Linked DNA regions of Homo sapiens: region 1 is linked to region 2. A link is a loop called in an ENCODE intact Hi-C map of the cell type or tissue named here. Cell type or tissue: PC-3. All regions are shown on one strand. Links, peaks and the distances in the headings refer to the core of each region. The heading gives the core; the rest is flanking DNA. Region 1 overlaps LOC105379107 (a long non-coding RNA gene). Region 2 overlaps LOC105379107 (a long non-coding RNA gene).

What was found. Hi-C counts contacts between places; a loop is a spot of excess contacts. Peaks named below come from ENCODE experiments on the same cell type or tissue, not always from the same donor. Only the 100,000 strongest peaks of a DNase experiment are listed, where the experiment ranks them.
Region 1: it touches region 2 in a loop (2.7-fold over the local background); 1 of 110 quality-filtered maps calls a loop at or near these places.

What each region holds. Positions count from the first base shown.
Region 1 is chr5:103,783,422-103,793,381 of GRCh38, reverse strand. The region is part of intron 2 of LOC105379107 (a long non-coding RNA gene); the gene reads right to left. Among named protein-coding and RNA genes, the nearest start is that of NUDT12, 230 kb to the right of the region's middle. In PC-3, for the core only: a CTCF peak has its summit at 4,971 (motif pointing left); no DNase peak of the experiment used is centred there.
Region 2 is chr5:103,699,144-103,709,103 of GRCh38, reverse strand. All of the region lies in intron 2 of LOC105379107 (a long non-coding RNA gene), which reads right to left. Among named protein-coding and RNA genes, the nearest start is that of NUDT12, 140 kb to the right of the region's middle. In PC-3, for the core only: no CTCF peak of the experiment used is centred there; a DNase peak (open chromatin) is centred at 5,273.

The DNA.
Region 1 (9,960 bases), core at 760-8,759, 85 kb before region 2:
TTATCAAGATAGCCACTCTCTAGGAGAACCTTGATGAGTAGAAGTATTGGGTTCAGGTGCGTCAGTTAGATGAGACACAGAGGATTCAAAAATGGATGCTCAGGCAGCCTGAAATTATAGAAATTTATTGCAGGATTTTACAAAAAACATAAGGATGAGCCTAGAAGATTTACAGGTCTTTTCAAATTAACCAGCTGAATATCCGAAAGGCATATTTTGGAAGCCATTCTAATTAGATAAGTCGCATTTTAATTTATTTTTGTTTCTTAACAAAAAATAAATCAGGTAGAACCCATTAATGAATAGGACTGACAAAGCATTTGTAGCTCCCACTGCCTAATACTTACACATATAAAAAACAGGCATAGCTGGAAGGCAGAGCATCCAGATCTCTAGAAATTAAGAATCACATTTTTATGTTGAATTTCAGATCTACCAGAGTCCAGAAAAATGTCCAAAATGGAAAGACCACAGGGATGGGCTGTGCTGTGCTCTCACAGTACACCTCACCACAAGGATACTCCCCCTGAGACTGAATGGGCCATCCAACATCAATCAATTTACTTTGTGACTAGCTTGCCAACCACAGGAGCCCCAACCTTTGATGGTAAGTTTTGCAACAGCCTCCAACTGCCCAATATCCATTGTCAAGTTGTGGCTTTGGCTCTATGATCCTTTTGATCAACATAGCCAATAGTTTTCTTACACCAAAGTGCCATTTACTGTCAGTTTCTCTTTGACTCAGTCAGAAATATGAGGCTATTCTTATCTAAATTTGAAAGAAATGGGACAAAAAGCCAGAGTTCAACCACTGTAGTGATAACCATTCATTGTATCTGCCATCAGTTACCTTTAAAATTGTAGCTTTTGCTAGTGAATCATTAGTTATCACACACCCAAAGGTCAAGTGTCGTCTCACAGTTTAAACTAACCCTTGGTACCTCCAAAATCCAAAATGATCAGGGAACTCAATGTAAAAGGAAGCAGAGCTTTAGACTTGAAAGGCACCCACCTACCACTCTTGGGGCTCATTTAGGAAGACAGGGGACTCAGAAAGGGAGTTAGTGGCATGTGTTCTGTGTTCCTCAAGGAGTATCAGAGTTGCAAGAGTCTCATTTAAGTTCCACCATATGGTAGCCAGAACTCTGATGTTCTCAATCCAACAGAGAGCACAGAGGCCTTGAAAAATGTATAGCCTGAATATCAGCTTTTAATTAAGCCAATGCTACAGCTTAAATTTTTGTCCCCGTAGGCCGGGCACGTGGTTCACACCTGTAATCCCAGCACTTTGGGAGGCTGAGGCGGGCAGATCACCTGAGGTCGGGAGTTTGAGACCAGTCTGACCAACATGGAGAAACCCTGTCTCTAGCAAAAATACAAACTTAGCTGGGTGTGGTGGCACATGACTTTAATCCCAGCTACTTGGGAGGCTGAGGCAGAATTGCTTGAACCTGGGAGGTGGATGTTGCAGTGAGCCGAGAACACGCCATTGCACTCCAGCCTGGCCCAAAACAGCAAAACTCTGTCTCAAAAAAAAAAAAAAAATTTCTTTTTGTCCCCCAAACCTCATGTATAAATTTTATCCCCAAAGTTGGAAGTGGGACCTAATAGGAGGTGTTTGGGTCATGGGGATGGATTCCCCCCAGATTGCTTGGTGCCGGCCTAGCAGTAATGTGTTAGTTCTCACTCAATTCATTCCCATGTGATATGGTTTCGCTGTGCCCCCACCCAAATCTCATCTTGAATTCCCATGTGATGTGGGAGGAACCTAGTGGGAGGTAATTGAATCATCGAAACAAGTCTTTCTGGTGCTGTTCTTGTGATAATGAATAAGTCTCACAAGATCTAACGGTTTTAAAAAGAGGCTTCCCCTGCACAAGCTCTCTCTCATTTTTTGCCTGCTGCCATCTATGTAAGATGTGACTTGCTCCTCCTTGCCTTCCACCATAATTGTGAGGCTTCCCCAGCCACATGGAACTGTAAGTCCGATTAAACCTCTTTCTTTTGTAAATTGCTCAGTCTTGGGTATGTCTTTATTAGCAGCATGAAACCAGACTAATACAGTAAATTGGTACCAGTAGAATGGGACACTGCTGAAAAGGTACCTGAAAATGTGGAAGCAACTTTGGAACTGGGTAACAGGCAGAGGTTGGAACAGTTTGGAGGGCTCAGAAGAAAACAGAAAATATGGGAAAGTTCGGAATTTCCTAGAGACTTGTTGAATGGCTTTGACCAAAATGCTGATAATGATATGGACAATAAAATCCAGACTGAGATAGTCTCAGATGGAGATGAGGAACTTGTTGAGAAGTGGAGCAAAGGTGACTCTTGTTATGTTTTAGCAAAGAGATTGGTGGCATTTTGTCCCTGCCCTAGAGATTTGTGGAGCTTTGAACTTGTGAGAGATGATTTAGGGAATATAGTGAAAGAAATTTCTAAGCAGCAGAGCATTCAAGAGGTGACCTGGATGCTGTTAAAAGCATTCAGTTTTATAAGGGAAGCAGAGCATAAAAGTTCAGAAAATTTGCAGCCTGACAATGAGATAGAAAAGAAAAACCAATTTTCTGAGAAGAAAGTCAAGCTGGCTGCAAAAATCTGTGTAATGAGGAGCTGGATGTTTATCACCAAGACAAAGGAAAAAATGTCACCAGGGCATGTCAGTGGTCCTCATGGCAGCCGCTTCCATCACAGGCCCAGAAGCCCAGGAGGAAAAAGTGGTTTTGTGGGCTGGGCCCAGGGTTCCCATCCTTTGTGCAGTTTAGGGACTTGGTGCCCTGTGTCCCAGCTACTCCAGCTGTGGCTAAAAAGGGCCAACATAGAGCTTGGTCTCTGGCTTTAGAGGGTGCAAGACCCAAGCCTTGGCAGCTTCCACATGGTGTTGAGCCCGTGAGTCCACAGAAGTCAAGAATTGGGGTTTGGGAACCTCTGCCTAGATTTCAGAAGATGTATGGAAATGCCTGGATGCCCAGGCAGAAGTTTGCTGCAGGGGTGGGGCCCTCATGGAGAACCTCTGCTAGGGCAGTGCAGAAGAGAAATGTGGGGTCATAGCCCCCACACAGCATCCCTACTGTGGCACTGCCTAGTCAAGCTGTGAGGAGAGGGCCACTATCTTCCAGACCCCAGGATGGTAGATCCACTAACAGCTTGCATCATGCACCTGGAAAAGCCACAGACACTCAATACCTGCCTGTGAAGGCAGCAGGGAGAGAGACTGTACCCTGCAAAGCCACAGAGATGGAGCTTCACAAGACCCTGGGAACCCACCTCTTGCATCAGCGTGACCTGGATGTGAGACATGGAGTCAAAGGAGATGATTTTGGATCTTTAAGATTTGACTGCCCTGCTAGGACTTGCATGAGGTCTTTAGCCCCTTTGTTTTTGCCAACTTCTCCCATTTGGAATGGCTGTATTTACCCAATGCCTGTACCCCCACTGTGTCTAGGAAGTAACTAACTTACTTTTGATTTTACAGGCTCATAGGTGGAAGGGACTTGCCTTGTCTCAGATGAGACTTTGGACTGTGGACTTCTGAGTTAATGATGAAATGACTTAAGATTTTGGGGGACTGTTGGGAACACATGACTAGTTTTGAAATGTGAGGACATGAGATTTGGGAGGTACCAGGGGTGGAATGATACAGTTTGGCTCTGTCCTCACCCAAATTTCATCTTGAATTCCCATGTGTTGTTGGAGGAACCTGGTGGGAGGTAATTGAATCATGAGGGCAAGTCTTCCCCATGCTATTCTCATGAAAGTGAGTAAGTCTCATGAGATCTCATAGTTTTTAAAAAAAGGCTGTCCCCCACACAAGCTATCTCTCATTTTTTGCCTGCCACCATTCATGTAAGACGCGACTTGCTTCTCTTTGCCTTCTGCCATGATTGTAAGACTTCCCCAGCCACATGGAACTATAAGTTCAATTAAGCCTCTTTCTTTTGTAAATTGCTCAGTTTCACATATGTCTTTATCAGCAGCATGAAAATTGACTAATACACCCTGAGAGCTGGTTATTAAAAGAGCTTGGCACCTCCTCCCGTCTCTCTTGCTTCCTCTCTTGCTATGTGATCTCTGTAACCACTAGGTTTCCTTTGCCTTCGACCATGAACAAAAGCAGCCTGAGGTTCTCATCAGAAGCCAAGAAGTTTCTGGTGCTGTGCTTCTTGTACAGCCTGCCTAACCATGAGGTGAATAGATTTATTTTCTTTATAAATTACCCAGATTCAGCTGGGCATGGTGGTTCATGCCTGTAATCCCAGCACTTTGGGAGGCCAAGGCAGGTGGATCACCTGAGGCCAGGAGTTCAAGACTAGCCTGGCCAACATGGAAAAACCCTGTCTCTACTAAAAATACAAAAAATTAGCCAGGTGTGGTGGTGGGCACCTGTAATCCCAGCTACTGGGGAGGCTACGGCAGAAAAATTGCTTGAACCCCGGAGTCAGAGGCTGCAGTGAGCTCAGATTTTGCCACTGCACTCCAGCCTGAGTAACAAGAGTGAAACTCCATCTAAAAAAAACAAAATTACCCAGACTCAGGTATTCCTTTATACCACCATAAAATGGACTAAGATGGTTGATTTCAGACGATACAGCACTTAAAAAAAATCCCTTTAAATCTCTTACCATATTTCAGCTGGAGAAAACAGAAAATATTTCTGACATTTGTTTTATTTTTTTCTTTTAAATCAAAAGTATCTACAGAACCAAAGCCAATAAGCCTTTTATGACTTACCCAAACATCTATGAGACACACTCAAAGAAGTGCAAAATAAGAGGTCCTCACAAGATCCATAGCCACCACGAAAGACAATTAAAAGAAACTCTTTGAGGGCTAACAATAATTAGTATGCTAGCTGCAAATAGAGTTCAACACACATTCCTGTCAACCATATTCTTTTTATGGGCGCCCCAACTTTTCAGTTGACTGCTTGTCCAAACAAATCCAGTAACCTGCATGCCCCCTACAGGCAGCAAGCTAAGCCAAGTTCTCAGAACACCAAATGAGACAAAGAGGAAAATGGTAAGTGTCCATGAGAGCAAAAGGATCAATAACAAATGGGAATACTAAAACCAAATTTACCCAGAGCCACAATCCAGACCAATGGTTTTCTTCTGTCACCCTGAATTTGGGGAAAACAAACAAAAAAAAAAGGTTGGGGGTGGTGGGGAATAAAGAGCAACTTTTACCTTCCATTCTTGATTGGGCACTACAGAGATCCTGGAGAACTGATCTTGATACAAATTCCTATCTTTTTTGCCAGCTTTTTATAAGTTGTCTTAAAATTTTATCTGCATAGTTTGGAATGAGTCAGGTGTCACCACCATCTCACCTTTGTTGCCAGAATTGCAAGGGTTGAAATGGAATAATCCCTTTCCTCTCTATCCTAAGGGACACAGCCAACACCCCTATGACAAAGACAGATTAATAAGAGAAAAGTATAACAAATTTATTTGATCATAGTTTTATGAGATACAGGAGTCTTCAGAATGAAGACATAAAGATACAAGGAAAACTATTTTTATGCTTAGGTTCAATGAAGAATGGGCAGCCCTTTAGAAATATGACTGGAAGTAAAGGGTATGATCTAATGCCAATAGACTGAGTAGGGGGGCTCACCAAGGCCTGTCTCTCAGATTTTTCTTGGCCTCTCTGTGTAGCATTCCTACCCTCTAGGTATAGGGTAGGACTCCTCTAGAAGGAGGGCCTTAATTTCTTTATGGCCAGCTGTTACACAGAAAGGTGGAGAAAGAGATAGTTAGAATAACATTTTTAGACTTTATGGCTGACTTTGAAAAGAAAAATGGGTTCAGGTTTCTATGACCTGCCTAGGAGAAAAGGAATTCTAGTTTCTGTGGGTCATGGAGCAGGGTAAGCGAGAGTGGGAAAAAGGAAATGAGGGGTGACAGACAGTAAAGCAGGAGAAGGTCATAGAGAAAGTTTGCTTCTGAGACTGCTTCTTAAGCCTTTAGTTTGAAGTATAGTATTCTGAATCCCAAAATGGCCATATTGCTGCTTGGTGCTACTGAGAAGAAAAAAAACCTGCAAATCAGGAATTTGGTAGTAACAATTTAGAGGTAAAACTATATATAAAGATAAAGGCTGTGCCAGTTATCAACTTATTGTTCCCTCAACTCCAAATACATCCTTCATTTCCTGCTGTATAAAAAATAAGGGTTCTTTAAATATTTTTTCCTTTGCTAGCTAGATGATGTTAAGCTTTGTCAAGAGGGCTCTAAGGGCACTGCATGAGAAAGGTTTTCTTTCCAGGTTCTGGTGTGTTCACTGGCAGCCTCCTGCAGCACTTGCAGCTTCTCTAGTACCAAGCACCTACAGCACAGAAGATTCCAACACACCTGACTCCTGCTGTGTATGGGATTCAGCTACACCCAGGGGCCAGTCAGCAGCTTCCCTAGTCACCTGTCCCACGAGGGTTTTGTTGTTAATGGCCTTTTGAAGAAGCACTTCATAGCGAACATCTTTCTCTAGCACCGTCATAAATAGATTTCTAACAAGTTCTAGAGGACAGATTCTAGTAAGGTCTGCCAGCATAGCAGTGCAATGACATTCAGTAAACCACAGCTGTGCCTCTCCAACAAGGTCTGCATCTCAGCCATGGAGTGGCAACTCTGCCTCGGGTCCACTATCTCATCCCTAGGGCAAGGCACTGTTCTTTGTATCTATTAATACTATATTCTTCAGAATTCTCTTCTTACTAGTCAATGCCTAATAACTTCAATCCTCTGTTACAGTTAATAATTCTTTATTATAACCTTCCTGTTCTAATTACTCTATGGATTCTGTCTCCTGAAAGGACTCTTACTGATACAAACTGTGACTCACCCACTGGGATTCTCCATAATGTTAATATTAGAGAGATCACTGAGTCTTTTCGAGAAAAATGCTGAGAAAATAAAAAGTTTTTTTTTTTTTTTTTTTTTGACAGAGTCTTGCTTCTTCACCCAGGATGGAGTGCACTGACACGATCTCAGCTCACTGCAACCTCTGCGTCCTGGATTCAAGCAATTCTCCTGCCTCAGCCTCCCAAGTAGCTGGGATTACAGGCACGTGCCAGCACGCTCAGCTAATTTTTGTATTTTTAGTAGAGACGGGGTTTACTGTGTTGGCCAGGCTGGTCAAGTGATCTGCTCGCCTCGGCCTTTCAAAGTGCTGGGATTACAGGCATGAGCCACTGTGCCCGGCCAATAAAAAGAATTTTTAAGATATGCTAGAAAGTTGACTATCTATGCATTTGAAGAAGGCATCTACTGTTTACATTTATTCTTCTAAGAAAATTTTCTTGATTTATGCTAATTTTGAATTATGCCTGGCTTCTAGGCACACAGCCCTGCCATGTGATGCTCCTACATCCATCCATACAGACAATCTTTCTAAAATTTTGTGAATGTTTTCTGCCAGCCAGAAAGATCACCATGTCTTGAGTCTGCAATTTATGTGTAAATATAACACTTTATAACTGCAAATATGGAACCATACACTGACCAAGATTACAGAATGTTTAAAAATATTGTGAAACTGAAATGAGGTAAGACTTTATTCTCAAAGCAGTGACATTCTTTTATGCACCTACCAATACTTACATCACGCTGATCCTGTCTGCCCGGTCAAGTATCTTTTTCTTTGCACTGAAAGGAGTCACAGTGGAATAAACTACTAGGCAGAATGAATCAGCATCCAGCTTGCAGACCATTGTGAATATTTATAGAACATTTGAGTATTATTAGCTGAGTCTTTTTCTCAAAGTACTGTTTTGTTTAGTATGTGAGCAGAATAATATTTGGTTGTGTTATATCATTTGAGAAAAACTATGTGAGTGTGTGCTCACATTTACGTAACTTGCCCACTGATATACTCCCTGTGATACTTTCAATCTCCTTCTCAGGCCCAATTCTGTCTTTCATCTTTCATTTGAGGTATCTTGCAAAGTCTAGGACTAGGCCTTCTTTCTCTGCATACTTACTCCCTTGAGATATGACGAATGGAAGCAGAGTTAAGTTACTTTACAGAAGCAATGCAGGCTCACTCAACAAAAATCAAGTCATACAGACAAGCAAAAGTACATAACCAATACTCATAACTTCTCTAATATAGCTGGAGTCAGTTTCTTCTACCACCTTCTATAGGCACACATGTATTTTGTCATTCGCATTCAGATACACAACTCCTGCTCTTCAGGATATTTTTCTAAATATGCACAATATATTTACTGTTTTCCAGTAGATCTTCCCAACTATTCCACTAGTATTATATCTTACATTTCAGTACTACATTTCAATATTGCAAAGAGTAGGAGGTAAAATTAAATGACTAGAAGTATAATATGAAATAAAGAATAAAAACCATCTGAAACAATCCTGAAAATAAAAATATTCATTTTCTAACAATACAATTTGTTGGTCAAACTAATTGCTTCTAAGTCCCCTTCTATTGGAGGAAAACAGCATTGTTTTTAATGATTAGAATTATTGAAGTGGAACCGAGAATGCATGAAGTATGTCCAAGCGTATCAGAAATCACGGTCAGGTCAAAAGTTTAAGATTCAAAAGACTGAGATTTAGGGTAGAAAACATCAAAGTAGATCAGGCCAGTTGCCTCTCTTTGAATTTTATGTCTTATTTCAATGCCAAAAAAGAAAGAGTTGATATAGCTGTCTCAAAGTCAGTTATGAAAAATCACTCTCTCTTTCATAGATCGGTCATAATGACCTTCACAAAGCAAGTAACTTAGTGAATTAAAAGTTTGCCATAGGATCAATATGTACTCTCTAAAGCAATGTGTGTATATAACTTGTAAGAAGACAAAAACTAAAATATATTAAGCAAAGGCTGTTCTTTATTATGCAATCTTATCTCAGAAAGTGACTCTACTAATGTGTAAATTCTAGCATAGATTTTTCCTTCTGCCAGGAGAACTAAAAACGATCAGTTTGTGTCACTATTATCTAAGAACAAGATGACATTCTACATTATCCAACTCAAGAGGATAAAGAATTTCCTAGTATGCAACAATTTGTTTTTGATGTTAAACAAGTCACTTCTGAAACTGTGTAACCTGATTTAATAAATGTTTCAAAACATTGTGTGTTATCAGTAAATGGAATCCTTTATCAAAATTAAATTATTGTCTTAACAACAGTAATAGATTTACTATACTAAAACTTTAGCCAGAAAACAGAAAACACAACGTTTTGAATAATTTCCACTCACAAGAAATTTTCAGTATGATTCCTAAAGGATTTCAATCTAAAAAAATTTCCAATCTATCTTGTAGTATTAATGTAGTCTACTGCTGCTAGTCTTATTTCCAGTGTAAGAAGCTGCCCTAAAGAATCATAATATTAGGAAGTCCCATTCTTTAAAGATGAATCTGGAAAACTTCCCAGATAATATATCTTCACAATAAATTATATATAACTCAAGTTTAGACTGAACAAAGAGGCAAGGAAGACTCAGTAATTAAACTTATCCTCCATGGATGGATTGCTCACCAGGGAAATTTCTACACAGGATTACTATGGCCTGGTGTGCCTATTGCCCAGCTACTTGAAAAAACATGAGGTTATTACAATTAATCTTACCATGTCCTAATATTTAAACTCAGCAACTCCCAATACTCAACCAAATCACCCACAGCATGACTTAGCAAATGTACAGAATCACAAGGTGAATTTTACTTCTTTGACAATCGCATGCCTTCTACACAGAAAACCCTGTTTTAACAGGGATTCAAGCATACACAAAATCAGATCTCTACCCTCTAAGAACTTAAAATGTGATTAGAAGGAGACACAAATATGCAAATTACAAATAGTAGCTTATTTTAAGGGATAGCATTCAAACAGTAAACCTGTACATATGTATATTAAGTAAACTATGGTTTCAACTCTAGCCAGAAATATATTTGCTTAATTGCCACATTCAATTTTTTTCATATTTATTTAATCTT
Region 2 (9,960 bases), core at 1,368-9,367:
TTACAGAGAAAGATACCAAAGGAATCAGCTTGAGACATTTCAAGCTGAACAGGAGGAAATATGTGAGAATGTGAATTAATAGTCAATGTTGGTCTGATGGAGAAAGGTCTGGATATATTATCTAAGTTTCCTCTACATCTATAACTAGTCAAAAAGAAAAAAAGGAGAAGAAGTCACTTTACAATAGGTTAGCAATCCAAGTAATCAATCTAAATAACTTTTATTGCAGACAAACTTGGCCTCCTTATTGAGTTCATAAAACTCATACTATGAGTTATTTACTCTGTAAATACTCTGTAAATTACTTTGTAAATGAAATATAGCACTCCTTGTTTAACATGCCCAAATAAAAGTCTTTTTTGTCAAACTCAAGGTAGCAATTCATATGACACAGTATTATTATTGTATTTCACACCAAGGGTGTGTTTTTACAAAAGTTCAGGCTCTCATTTGTCATTTAGATACTCAACAGGTGAGCCAGTGGTCATGTGTGTACCATAAATGTATAATCACATGTGGGTCACAATAAGATATATAATCATATATGGGTCATAATAAGAAATAGTGTGACTGCTGAGGCATGTAATAATCACCCTTGGTGCAGTGCAGACATCACTAATGTAAGTACGAGATCGATAAGTACTAAACCTTCCTTTCTTTTTTTCCCTCATTTTGAATGCTCCATCAACATTCTCAAAGCATGTTTTCTTCCAATATTCATCAAACATATCTGTCATCTTCCGTAAGCGCTATCCTCCACACTTCTTAGCTTTCTGCTCTCATTGAAGTGCTATCCTCCACACCAACAATCCAATCCCATGCCTAACCTAGAATCGCATCTTTGACTGGACTTTCTCTCTACACCTATAACCAGTTTATTTTTACCTCTCTGAATCCTTTTAGACTTTTTCATTCTTCCAGTCCCTATTCTAAAAGTCAGTTCACTTCCTTTGAGCTCTATAGCTTGCTGGAGTTTTAGGACTGCAGAGGATTGAGGTTACAGGGTATGGGAGTGCTGAGAGCCTTGTGATGGGGGAAATACATTCAAAATTTAGGTGAAGTCTTTAGGAGACAAGGAGGAACAAGAAGAAAAGTGAGAGAAAGAGTCAGGGTCAAGTTGTAACTGTCATAAGAAAGGGGAAGAGAAAAGTTAAAATATTTGATACCATTTGTGTTGGCTTTAGAATGGGCTTTTATATCCACCCAAGATGGCTACATTTACCTGACTTTTTCTTTACTTTTATTAAGAATGTTAAGTGGATGGCCTCTATATTTATTGGTAGTCATACGATTTCTACTTACAAGGAAAGTTTTTGACCTTGCGAGAATTAGGACTATACCATCTGAGTTTATTTTGTCCTCTAGCATGGAAAAGAACACATTATCACAACAGACCTCTCGAGTCTCATTTTCAAACTAATGCATTCCAAAATGCATGCAATTTCTAACAAAGAGCAAAGGATAAACAATTAAACATTACATGTAACAGAACTCTTACCCACCTGCCAACAATTAACCCTGTAATTAAAAACTGCAGGAGAATTCACATAAGCATATCTTCAGCAACAGTCATACCACGGTCAAGGGGGGAAAAAATCTTTCCTAATAAGTTCCTTTCCCATTTCCCAGGCTGCTTTTCTTGACATTAAACAGACACAAGACTCTGTCAACTGTTTCACTTTCTTTAGAAAGAGGGAAATCCCATTCTGTATCCCCTGGGAGGGCTATTATATACAGATGAATGTATTTTGTTATTTAGTTTAATAAACGTAGTGTTTAGAACAGATGTTTAGGCTTGAAATTGTCCAGAGAAAGGAACAGCTCAGGTGACAATAATGCAGGTTTCCCGCCTGCTGCGCTTTCTTCTTTGTCTTTGGAAGGGCTACTTTCACAGGTGAGAAGGTATTATAGTATTTATAATCACTCACATCCCCACCACTGGACTGAAGCTGACAAATGGGGTGCTAATTAGTACCAAGAGTGGTGGTGGTGATGGTGGTTTTATGACACAGACATCTGGCCAGTAAATTGGACTAAGAGAAACAACACATTTACAGAAGTACTACAATTCCAGCCATGCATGGTGTAAAAGATAAATGTGAGGACTGTTTTTAAAAGGTAGATTTTCCTGAACACTAGAATATTTGGCCATTGCAAGGCTATGTTCTTCTGTGGATGTTCTCATGCCCTAGCTACTTATGTCACCATCAACCAGAAGAATTTTCTTTTTTTTTTTCTTTTTTTGAGACAGTCTTGCTCTGTCGCCACGCTGGAGTGTAGTGGTGCGATCTTGGCTCACTGCAACCTCGGCCTCCCGGGTTCAAGCAATTCTCCTGCCTCAGCCTCCCGAGTAGCTGGGACTACAGGCGCCCGCCACCATGCCCAGCTAATTTTTGTATTTTTAGTAGAGACAGGGTTTCATCATGTTGGCCAGGATGGTCTCGATCTCTTGACCTCATGATCCCCGCTCTCGGCCCCGCAAAGTGCTGGGATTACAGGTGTGTGCCACTGCACTCAGCCAATATATGTTTTTAAGTACACCTGTGAGTAAGCGTATGCTTCTGAGAGAGGCAAGATATTATTTAGCCAGAGTGAATGTATGTCCTCTGTGAATGATAGTTTATAAAATAACAAATCTCAATTTAAATGGCAGCAGTCAGAATATTGTTCTGCAAGCTAGGAGGCAGTAAAACAGTAAATCCAATCAAATAATAATTATTTTTGAGTATTTATCAATAATAAAATTCATTAATACTTATTGTATAAATTTTATAATGCTTTATTTAAGATCTACAATTCATAAATGTGGTTGGCACATTTACATTGTCTTCATTGATTTGGGTCTATGGTTGCTGTAATAAAAAGAAAGCATAATATAATGGGGAAAAAAAGGTATTTGTTATTAGGAAAATTGCAGTTAAGCATCAGGAGCATAGTAGTATTGTTAAGAACAGGGACTTTCAATTCCAGTGGATTGGGTGCCAAACCTAGTCACTTACTGTGCCACTTATTGTCTGGTCTTCAGCAAGGCAATTGCCCTGAGCCTTAGTTTCCTCATTCATAATACCTACTTTATTGGGTTGCTGAGTGGATTAAATGAGATGATATATATAAATCAAGTAGCAGAATTCCTGATATATTACAATTACTCATTAAATGATAGATACTATTAAAACTATTAGCTATAGTAAGGAAGTCACGACCCTTTCTCCATTTCTTTAATCATTCAAATATAAAGTTTCAAGTTTATCCCTAGATATTTGAGGATTAAATGTGCTGTAAACATGATAAAATATGCAAAATCACTTAAAAATTATTAAAAGCTTCATACATACTGCTAGAAAACATGTGTCTTATTTTTCCACTGAAAAACTAGTTTTTAATAAAGGCAGGCTTTCCAAAAATAATTTTTATTGCCACCATCATTCACTTTGCACATATTTAATTCTTCCAAACCATCTTTCACAAAAACTAAGATGTTTCTCCAGAGTAAAATACATGTAGCTTGGCACCAGAAAATATAAGTGCAAAATGGCTAATTTTATTGTGAGGAGCAGAATGGTGATGGCTTTAAAGAGTTTGTCCAGTTCATAAAAACAAACTAACATTTCAAGTTCAATGCTTAAAACCACATCTCAGCGAGGTGTTGTAATGTGATATAACAAAGGAAATAGTGGAGAATTCAATTCTCAGTGCATATGTTTTTTAATTCTTTTTTAAAAAGTACTAGGTGGTCACAACAAATACACACAGACACACACACACACACACACACACACATATCTGCTATAATAAAACATGTTCTACATCATTTCTATCAGGGCAAAAGAAGTAGAGTAACAGGTGAAAAATTGGGCAGATTTGGGGAGATTATTCATTCAGCAGATATTAATTAAACTCCTACTATGTGCCAGACACTGTTCTATACAAAGCAAAATAAGCATCATAACTAGATGTAGGGTTGGAAGCAAAACATGGTTGTAAGTAACTGCCCCCAGGGAAGTTTCAATATAGTGTAAGATTAATGTGACAGATTATATTCTGAGATTTTGTTTTTTGTTTTGTTTTGAGACGGAGTCTCGCTCTGTCACCCAGGCTGGAGTGCAGTGGCGCGATCTCCGCTCACTGCAAGCTCCACCTCCTAGGTTCACACCATTCTCCTGCCTCAGCCTCCCGAGTAGCTGGGACTAGAGGCACCCACCACCATGCCCGGCTAATTTTTTTTTTTTGTATTTTTAGTAGAGATGGGGTTTCACCGTGTTAGCCAGGATGGTCTCAATCTCCTGACCTCATGATCTGCCTGCCTCAGCCTCCCAAACTGCTGGGATTACAGGCCTGAGCCACTGTGCCTGGCCTATATTCTGAGATTTTAAAGTTTGAAATTAGCAAATGACCTGTGCAAGATTAGAGAATCCAGTAAATTGTAAACAAAGTTTATCACAAAAATGCAATCACATACAACCTTATGTCTGAATCATGAGTCAATGAAGTCTACAAAATCATACATGAGGGGGAGAAAAACCTTGAAATGTTAATCAGTTTGTCGAAAAGTAAAAAGTAAAAGTAAAAATAAAATGCAGCTCAGAAGTGGTTTATTAGATTTCCTCTAGGAACAGAACTTTTTCCAGAAATTCCTCTAACCCAAGTAATAAGAACAGACACGTTCCCTGTTACAGCTTCCTTATTTCCTTTAACACGAGCTTTGAAGCTCTGTGCAAAATCTCTACCATGACAGAGCTTGTTTAGTGTGTACTGGGTATTATATTAATTCCTAATTTATACTTTTAGGAAAAAGAAAATTGCAAAGTGACCGCTGATTTTTTTCTCAATTAAAACTTCAGCATATGTGATGATTCTTAAACCTAAGAGTGCATTAAAATTAGCAAAAGAGATCTTTAAACGTGTGCATCTGTCCCTAGATTTTCCAAATCAGTAAGTCTAAGATGAAGCCTTGGCGTTTGAATCTTTTAAAGCCCTGTGGATAATTCTGATGCACATCCAGGACTGAAAATCTTCACAAAACAACCAAAGGAAAATGTCTTCTTTTTCTTTCCCAGTATATTCCCTGGAAAAACAGCCTAGATAGAAAAAGTTATGTAGCCTGTGTTGGACAATAATGCCCATTTATACGCTGAAGAGATAACTAGTTTTAATCATTGAACTGGGCTGGTCGAGGTAAATTGAAGCCAAATTACCCGACAGAATCTTCTGTGGACTGTCACATCTGTCATACTCTACCTTCATAGATAACTGGATGATTCATTACTTCCCATAAAACAGGATATTCCAGTGTTGGCATTACATAATGATGATATTCATAACAAGAGAAGACAAGCACTCCCTGATTTGAATTCAAATAATTAAATTATTTACCTTTCCAGAGATTCAATCTAGGAATCATAGTCATAAAAAGCCCAGTAACTAAGTGATTTGAATACTTCCTGAATTTATAAAGGACAGTCAACTTTACATCTTGGTCCATTCCACTTATCAACCCAGGTATTTGCATATTGCTTTACTTACCATGTGCAATAAAAACAGCTGCAGAAGCTTATCTCAAAAGAACATATATGATTTTCTGATCATATTATTGGATATATTGAGTAAATGTTGCTAGTGTGATTGATAACACAATCATCTGAGATCTGACTTAATAGAGAACAAGACTGAAAAGAGAAACCAAGAGGCAAATTCTCAGTAAAACTGGAGTGAGCTGGGAAGCTTGATCTGCGACTCTACTATAATTAAGTGTTTTATTGTCATTAACCAAGTGACCTTAAGGGGGAATAGTGAAATCAGTTAAGCCATTTGGCCTGATCCTAAGGGAATATGGATAAATTCTTTGAAAATAAGGTGCTTGGCAATCATGTGTTTAATAGCTGATTAGTTTAAAGCTTCATTTGCTAAAAGGGGACATATTTAAATATCGTGATACCCATGAGAAAGAAGTTGGTGGTCTCATGTCATTTGTCAGTTACTTAAAAAAAAAAAAAAAAAAAAAAAAGTCAATGTATATCAGTTTTGTTCTGAGTTTTAAAAATGACAACAATACAAATAACCTGTATTGAGCATATGTGTCAGGCACTGTGATAAACAGTTTACATGCAGGTACATCATTTACTCATCACAATCACATGGCATATGCACTATTATCATCTACATTTTACAGACAAGGAAATTGAGACTTAAACTATTTAAATGTCCCAAAATCACAAAATTCTTAAGTGGTAAGACTGGAATTTGAACCCACGCATGTAGAGCTGGAGGCTGTAAACTGCACTTTATCTATGAATGTAACTCAAGAAAGACAAATGTACCACAGAGACTGACTTCAATATATCAAGGAGGAAAATGAAAAACACATTAAAAACAGCCACAGGCTGGCCAGGCGCGGTGGCTCACGCCTGTAATCCCAGCACTTTGGGAGGCCAAGGCGGGTGGATCACCAGGTCAGGAGATCAAGACCATCCTGGCTAACACGGTGAAACCCCATCTCTACTAAAAATATAAAAAATTAGCCGGGCGTGGTGGCGAGCACCTGTAGTCCCAGCTACTTGGGAAGCTGAGGCAGGAGAATGTCGCGAACCCGGGAGGCGGGGCTCGCAGTGAGGCAAGATCGCGCCACTGCACTCCAGCCTGGGCGACAGAAGGAGACTCCGACTCAAAAACAAAAACAAAAACAAAAAAAAACAGACACAAGCCTGGGCGCAGTGGCTCACGCCTGTAACCCCAGCACTTTGGGAGGCCGAGGCGGGCGGAGCACCAGGTCAGAAGATCAAGACCATCCTGGCTAACACGATGAAACCCCGTCTCTACTAAAAATACAGACAATTAGCTGGGCTTGGTGGCATGTGCCTCTAGTCCCAGCTACTCAGGAGGCTGAGGCCGGAGAATCGCTTGAACCCGAGAGGCCGTGAGCCGAGATTGCACCACTGCACTCCAGCCTGGCGACAGAGCGAGACTCCGTCTCAAAAACAACAATAACAACAAAACACACAAACAAAAAAACTAGCCACAAATAAAAGCAGAGGAAATTGTTATCTTTATAAATTAAGAAATCAATTCCCAAGCACAATAAAGCAAACATCCAAGCTATTATTGTTTTTATGCCATAACACTAGCCCAAGGTGTTGGTGGATTCAATTGTATACAATTTATTTTTCATAATATAGCCACCTTGGATGTGTTTATTGTGACAATATTTTTTACAAATACATGTAAAGAGCAAGAAGTTAAATTGGACTAAATTACTATATTCATGATAAATGTAGAATACCTATTGCGGTGGTTTTAAAATATGCCCACATATTCTTTGACATTTCCCCCTTCAGAAGATGAAGACTAATTGCTCTGTCCTTGAATATATGCTTGACTTAACGACTGACTTCTAAAATACTAACTGAAATTAACAAATTAACAAATAAAAATGGCAGAAGTGACAGTGTATAACTCCTAGTCAAGGTTATTGTCTTGGTCAGTTCAGGCTATTATAACAATTACCATAGACTTGGTGGCTTAAACAGCAAACACTTATTTCTCACAGTTCTGGAGGCTGGAAGTCCTAGATCAGGGTGCTAGCATGGTCAGGTTCTGGTGAGGATCCTTTACCAGGTTGCAGACAGCTGACATCTTGTATCTTCACATGGCAAAGAGTAAGGGCTACTAGCACTTTTTATCTTCTTACAAGGACACTGATCCCTCATGACCTAGTTACCTTACAAAGCCCCTACCTCCTAACACTATCCTATCGAAGATTAGGGTACCAATATAAGAATTTGAGAGGGATAAAACCTGAAGTTTCTAGCAATCATACAAGGTATTGAAGCCTCTCTCTCTCTCTTTCTCTCTGCCTCTCACTCTTGCTCTTTCTTTCTTGATCATCATTCTTTTTGGAAGCCAACCACCATGTCACAAAAAAGCTCAAGCACCTCTATGGAGGGGGACATATGGCGAAGAACTGAGGCCTCCTGCCAGCAGCCAGCACAAATTACTCAGGCATGTGAGCAACTAACCCACTCTGGAATCGAATTCATCAGCCCCAGTCAAGCCTGCAGGTGACTGCAGACTCAGTTTACACCATACTGCAATTTGATGAAAAACCCTCAGCCAGTAACATCTAGTTAAGTTGCTCCCAAATCCCTAACTAACTGAAAATGTATAAGATGTTTATTGATTTTACCTCCAAGTTTCAGGGTAATTTGTTACGAAGCAACATAAACCGCCAATAACTAGTACAACCACATAACCAGGGTAGCATGATATTACAGCTGGAGACAGCTGTTGCCTCTCTTTGTGCATGTCAATGTTCCTTTTTGTGCCTCAGTTCTCCCACCTGTAAAATGATGAAATATATTTACCTCCTGAGCTGTGAGAGTTCAATGAAATAATTCACAAATATTCATTAGAGAAGTTTCCAGCAGAGTAAGCCATAAATAAATGTTACCTGTTATTATTATTATTGTTACTATAACATTTCTCTTTTGTCCTTGGAGTTTTAGTGGTACTGTGGCATCCTAGAAGGAGAAAAAGTTGAACTACCCACCTGCTAGTGTTAGCTGTGCTTCTTCATTTCACCTCCTTTTCAAATCTCCACAATTCTCATTTCCCTCATCTTTATGTAAAAGATGGTGAAAGAATATTAAATAATAATATCATTTCTTTTATCCTTGTTACTTCTTAAGACATTTTGCATTTGGTCTGCATAGCATTGGCATCCATGAAAAGTTTAGCACAGCAGAAGAATATAGAACAAGCTTTATCGAGTGTCAATAGCCTAAGCTCTAGGAAGCATCAAGCATATAACAAATATAAGAAGTAAAAGTAAAGTTTTCTACTTCCATTAAGAGAAAAAGCAATGAGAGCTCAGATACTGATATGTCCCTAAGAAAGATACCTGCACATTAGCCACACTCCTCATCTTAGACCAAGACCCCAGAATGGAGCAAAACAATAATTTCAAATAGTTGTGGAGAAGTCCAGATTACAGAGAAACTACGTCACTTCCCAGTAGATCCTGGAGAGGTAGGAAGACCTCAGAATATCCCCGCACACTAGACATGACACAGGAGCAATGGCTGCATGACGGGTTGAGGAGAATGGACCTCAGACAATCTCACAATTTCCACTGCCTGCCAGAATGATTCAGAAAGAGAAGAAACCTAGAATGGGGATTCATCAGACCCTATAAGGACTGTTAGCCAAATTTAAGGCATAAAACAGCAATGGCCTGAAAAAAAAAACCCGCAAAGACCAAGGACCCAATGAGATGTACAGCTCAACAAATATTAAGCACCAAAGGGTGCTCCAATCTCAATATATTACTCAAGTTATTAAAAGTCCCCTTGAACTTATAATCAACTTCAAAGAAGGGTTGACAATTTGCATTGACAATTATTTCTATTACTCAGTAAAAAGAGGCTTGGAGTAGGTTGTAAAAAGCGAAGTTATAAAGGTAAAGTGAAGTTAAATCACCTCTGATTTCGTGACTGAGATTTATGCCACTACAGAGTATATGGCATGAAAAAATTTCCAATGTCAATTTTAATTATCCTATTCCCTTATACATCTCAGTTTGTCAATATCCACAAAATGACTCCCTGGAAATTTGACTGGGATTGCATGGAATCTACGATCAACTTGAGAAGAAATGACATTCTGACAAGATTGAATCTTCCTATCCATGAACATTGAATATTTCTCTATTTAGTTCTTCTTTGATATCTTTTGTTAGCTTTGTAGTTTTCCACATATAGACTTTGTACATATTTCCTGAGATTTATACCTAAGCATTTAATTTGTTGGGGGAGGGAAGTGCTAAATAATAATGTAGTATGTAAATAGTACTGTCTTTTAAATTTAAGTTACACTTGTTGATTACTGATTTGTAGAAAAGCAATTGACTTTTATACCCAGAATCTGGTCTTAGTGAGTATTCTGCTGGTGTAGGATGAAGTAGTCCAT